2 separate regions of the Homo sapiens genome follow, and region 1 is linked to region 2. The links are chromatin contacts, found by Hi-C or POLR2A ChIA-PET in ENCODE. All regions are on one chromosome and are shown on one strand. The core of a region is the stretch at or near the end of the contact, and the rest is flanking DNA. Distances in the headings are between cores, read along the strand shown.

Region 1 (2,838 bases), core at 2-2,501, 48 kb after region 2:
CTTAGATATCATTTGACATTAAATAACTCAATCACTAAGCATGAACTCCATATTTAAAAACTTTATAAAATTTTCAGAGCTCACACAGACAAAATTCCTTATTGTCATGATCACTACGTATAAGTTTGAGTTCTTTCTTACTTTTTTTTTTTGAGACAGAGTTTCGCTCTTGTCGCCCGGGCTGGAGTGCAATGGCGTGACTTCGACTCACTGCAACCTCTGTCTCCTGAGTTCAAGCGATTCTTCTGCCTCAGCCTCCCGAAGTAGCTGGGATTACAGGTGCCCGCCACCACACCCAGCTAATTTTTTTGTATTTTTAGTTGAGACGGGGTTTTACCATATTGGCCAGACTGGTCTGAACTCCTTATCTCAGGTGATCCACCTTATCTCAGGCGCCCCCCGCGATGCGGGGAGTGAGAGCCAGCCCCTCTTCCCTTGGGCCTCCCAAAGTGCTGGGACTACAGGCATGAGCCACAAAGCCCAGCCCTTTCTTACTCTTCATTACATTGTTGAGTATAGTATTAACTATCCTATCAACTGACATTTATATTGCCATTTAATCCAGTTTGATAATTTTTATTTTTAAAATGTGGCATTTCTTGTCCAACAGGAAAATATCACAATCCTAAATATATATGCACCTAACACTGGCGCTCCCAAATTTATAAAACAATTACTACTAGACCTAAGAAATGATATATACAGCAACACAATACTAGTGGGGGACTTTAATACGCCACTGACAGCACTAGACAGATCATTAAGACAGAAAGCCAACAAAAAAACAATGAATTTAAACTATGCCCTGGAACAAATAGACTTAACAGATATATACAGAACATTTTACCCAACAACTGCAGAATATACGTTCAATTCTTCAGCACATGGAACTTTCTCCAGGATAGACCACATGATAGAGCACAAAACAAGTCTCAATAAATTTAAGAAAACTGAAATTATGTTAAGCACTGTCTCAGACCACAGTGAAATAAAACTGGAAATCAGCTCCAAAAGGAACCTTTAAAACCACGCAAATACATGGAAATTAAATAACCTGCTCCTGAATGATCATTGGGTCAACAATGAAATCAAGATGAAAATTAAAAAATTATTCAAGCTGAATAACAATAGTGACATGACCTACAAAAACCTCTGGGATACAGCAAAGGCGGTGCTAAGAGGAAAGTTCTTAGCCCTATATGCCTACATCAGGAAGTCTGAAAGAGCACAAATAGACAACCTAAGGTCACACCTCAAGGAACTAGAGAAACAAGAACCAAGCCCAAAGCCAGCAGAAGAAAGGAAATAACCCAGATCAGAGCAGAGCTAAATGAAATTGAAACAAAAAAATACAGAAGTGAAACAAAAAGCTGGTTCTTTGAAAAGATAAATAAACTTGATAGACCATTGGCAAGATTAACCAAGAAGAGAGAAAATCCAAAGAAGCTCAAGTAGAAATGAAATGGGAGATAGTACAACTGACACCACAGAAATACAAAAGATCATTTGAGGCTACTATGAACACCTTTATGTGCATAAACTAGAAAACCTGGAGGAGATCGATACATTCCTGGGAAGAGAAAACCCTCCTACCTTAAATCAGGAAGAATTAGATACCCTGAACAGACCAATAACAAGCAGCAAGATTGAAATGGTAATAAAAAAATTACAAAAAAAAAAGTCCAGGGCCAGACGGATTCACAACTGAGTTCTACCAGACATTCAAAGAAGAATTGGTACCAATCCTATTGACACTATTCCACAAGATAGAGAAAGAAGGAATCCTCCCTAAATCATTTTATGAAGCCAGTATCATCCTAATACCAAAGCCAGGAAAGAACAAAAGAACATAACAACAACAAAAAAGAAAACTGAAGACCAATATCCCTGATGAACATAGATGCAAAAATCCTTAACAAGATACCAGCTAACCAAATCCAACAACATATCAAAAAGATAATCCACCATGATCAAGTGGGTTTCATAGCAGGGATGCAGGGATGGTCTAACATATGCACGTCAATAAATGTAATACACCACATAAACAATTAAAAACAAAAATCACATGATCATCTCAATAGACACAGAAAAAGCATTTGACAAAATGCAGCATCCTTTTATGATTAAAACTCTCAGCAAAATCAGCCTACAAGGGACATACCTCAATGTAATAAAAACCATGTATGATAAACGCACAGCCAACATAATACTGAATGGGGAAAAGTTGAAAGCATTCCCTCTGAGAATTGGAACAAGACAAGGATGCCCACTTTCACCACTTCAACATAGTACTGGAAGTCCTAGCCAGAGCAATCAGACAAGAGAAAGAATAAAGGCATCCAAGTTGGTAAAGAGGAAGTCAAACTGTCACTGTTTGCTGATGATATGATTGTATACCTGGAAAACCCAGAAGACTCCTCCAAGAAGCTCCTAGAACTGATAAAATAATTCAGCAAATTTCCTGGATACAAAATTAATGTACACAAATCAGTAGCTCTCCTGTACACCAACAGTGACCAAGCTGAGAATCAAATCAAGAACTCAACCACTTTTTACAATAGCTGCAACAAACAAACAAACAAATCACACAATCAAAAAAACTTAGGAATATACCTAACCAAGGAGGTGAAAGACCTCTACAAGGAAAACTACAAAACACTGCTGAAAACAATCATAGATGACACAAACAAATGGAAACACACCCCATGCTCGTGGATGGGTAGAATCAATATTGTGAAAATGACCATACTGCCAAAAGCAATCTACAAATTCAATGCAATTCCCATATAAATACCAGCATCATTCTTCACAGAACTAGAAAAAAAAATCCTAAAATTC
Region 2 (2,748 bases), core at 249-2,748:
GCCCCTTTTGGAACAGAAGGAGGGAGGACAAGGGTCTTCAAGCTTGGCCTGGCATCTCTCACCAGTGAAGCCAGGGAGGCAAGTGCACAAGAAGCTGGGTGTCAATGGAGAGGGAGAGCTGGGGAGCCCTAGGGGAGCGGGAAGCAGGGCTTGGCAGCTGCCTCCATTTTGGCAGAGCTGGGCGTTCTGGCAGGGGTCAGGAAACTGGCACGTCTCACCCAGGAAGCCAGGGGCACACCTGGGCAGGGGAGGAGAGGAAAACTCACATCACTGGTCCCTCTTCCTATTCTTGCCCACTCCCTCCTCTGCCTTCATTTGTTTCCCTTCATCTCCTTCACTTCCTCTCTTTCTTCTTTGGTCTCACTTCCTCACCTCTCCCCCCCTGCTCTCCCTCCCCCTTTCTCTCCAGTCTCCCACTCCTGCAAGGCACACTCACTGGCAGGTCCCTTGTCCCAGAGACAGGCTCAGGCAGGTGCCTCCATTGGCACAGGGTTCTGGGAAACTCCCACACAGCAGCCCTGAGGGTGGAGAGGCAGGCGCAATGGAAGCCCTGGGTGCTGTGCCTCCACCTTTCCTCTTCTAGGTGCTCCTGAGAGACCTGCCCACAGCAGCTCCCACAGGTACTCTAAACCACCTCTTCTTCACATCTGTCCCCACTCTCCACATGGTACCCAGCCCCAGCCCCAGTGCCCTCCGTCCCAGTTACTAATCCCTACCCCCCTTTCCTGTTTATTCTCTGGCCTCCCAAGTCCAGCCTCGGACTCCATCTCTCGGAAGCAAGACAACAGGGGTCAGAAGAGGGGCGGAGGTGGCTCCCGGGAGGTGAATGGCTGAGACTTCGAAGAGATTTCCTCCCGGAAAGGCCGAGCATTGAGCCATCCGGGGGGTGGGGACAGCTGGACTAAGAAAGGGCTTAGTAGGCCTGACCTTTCATGTCCCCATCTCCTGCTTCCCTCTCATCTCCTCCCCAAGCAGGTGGTCAGTGTGTTCCCTCTTCCCCTCTTCCCTATGGCTGCAAGAGTCCTCCAGTGCCAGTGCTGACGAGGTTCTTCCTGGAGGTGGGCACCCTCTCACCCATCCCCCAGCAGTCACCACCCCTGGCACCAGGCCCGAAGCAGCTCCATGGGCAGAGCCGTCTTTCCCTGGAGGCCGTCTCTATTTGGGCAGTGAGAATCTCCTCCATCCAGCATCCCTCACACGGCCTGGGGCTTGGCCCTCTTCCCCCACCCCACTGATCATCCTCCTAAGGGAGCTGGGTCCCCTCACCTCACCCACGCCATGCCTCACCTCTGGGTCTGACCACTGAGACACATAGCAGCAGCAGCAGCAGCAGCAGCAGCAGCAGTGAAGGGGGCTGCATTCCACAGCCCCTTCTCCAAGCCCCGGTCCCTGTCCCTCTTCAGGCAGGGACCCTCAGAGCTCTCACTGGGGCAGGAGCCACCTCCTCTGCTCCCACTGCCCCTCTTCTTCCTCCTCGGCCTGCTGCAAGCCTCACGTCTGAGCTGTTTCCTGAGTCACACAATGTCCTGGACACCCTAGTAATGGGGGGCGGAGGAAGAGTGGAGGAACACTAGGGGGGATGAAGGAGGGGCCTTCTGTCCCTGACAACCCCTGGGGAAGTAGGGGGAAGTAGGACGGTGTGCCTGGAGGGCAGGTGATAGGAGGGGAGAAGGAATCTCGGAACCCCCTGGGCAGTCCCAGCCCTGCTGTTTGTTGATCTGGTCTCTCCTTTCTAGGGATGAGAATTGCAAGGTGGCTGCCCTGTGCCCCAGGAGGGGCAGGACCTGGAAACAGGTATTGGGTGGTTACAGAGTTCTGTATTCCTCCTCCCAGGAGAGGATGCTTAATTTGCCAGGTTATTACAGATGCTTCTCAGAGAACCTGCAACTTGTCATAATTTGAAACCACTCACCTTGGCTAAAGGAACCCAGGGGCTTCTGGGCCTTATCTTGGCTCTTGCCAGGACTTATTTTTCTCCTTCTGGCAAATGGGCAAGATGCTGGCCGGTTTTGGGGAAATCTTGGTCTTCCTGTTGTAGGGGAATGTTAAGACTGTCATTATCAGTGATAAATGAACATAGTCTACCCTAAATTTTGCAGTCTGAATTGTCTGTAACAAACACTGAATTTGGGTAGTTTTCACTTCCTCCATCTCTGCCTCCCTCCGCTGTCAAGGTCCTTGGGATGCAGGGAATGCCAGTCAGAATGCAAAATTGGAGTCAATAAAATCACAAAAGAGAATTCTTTGCCTCAGAATGCTCATCCTACCTTCTTGAGTCAACCCAGGACAACTTTGGGGTCAACCACACACTGAGTTCCTTTAGTAGCACAGGGAACTGAGAGTCCAGGGTGGCAGAAGGTGTCAGTGGCAGCTGTGCTCTCCCTGGTGTTGAGGCACTCATGGCTGCTGCTGGTGCACCTGAGAGCCTTCCCCTACCGGGGAATATACTTCACCAGCACCACTTTCTTCCTTTTTTTAGCTTTTTATTTTAAAATACTTTTAATCTCATGGGAAAGGGGCAAAAATACTAAAAAGAATTCCAGGATACCCTTCACTCAGATTCATCCACTAATATCATTTGACCACATTTACTTTATCATTATTTCTCTATAAATACACATTTGTATTTTTTTCTGAACCATTTGAGAGTAAGTTGCATACAAGATACCCTTTACCCTTAAATCCATCAGTGCAAATTTTCTAAGAACAAAACATTCTTTTACATAATATAGTACAATTATCCAAATC

Evidence for each region. A loop is a pair of places that touch in the nucleus more often than their neighbours do. ChIA-PET counts read pairs that join two places held with the same protein, here RNA polymerase II (POLR2A). Pooled maps may share reads with other maps.
Region 1: a map with no recorded cell type shows a loop between it and region 2 (5-fold over the local background). The contact joins the enhancer-like site here to the promoter of NOTCH4 in region 2. A Hi-C loop is called at or near these places in 2 of 37 single-sample maps with no recorded cell type and 2 of 50 pooled maps. POLR2A ChIA-PET finds 5 or more read pairs at or near these places in 4 of 52 experiments (B cell, K562, OCI-LY7 and 1 more).

What each region holds. Positions count from the first base shown.
Region 1 is chr6:32,270,325-32,273,162 of GRCh38, forward strand. The region is part of intron 1 of TSBP1-AS1 (TSBP1 and BTNL2 antisense RNA 1); the gene reads left to right. Among named protein-coding and RNA genes, the nearest start is that of TSBP1-AS1, 17 kb to the left of the region's middle. Within about 2 kb of position 1,252, at least 3 of the 41 ENCODE cell types and tissues checked have a DNase peak (open chromatin) inside an H3K27ac peak, as active enhancers do; they include B cell and OCI-LY7, where a contact is called at or near this core.
Region 2 is chr6:32,222,569-32,225,316 of GRCh38, forward strand. NOTCH4 (notch receptor 4) reads right to left here and starts at 1,499. Exons shown (of 30, transcript NM_004557.4): 1 at 1,288-1,499; 2 at 437-518; 3 at 1-238. The coding sequence starts at 1,360.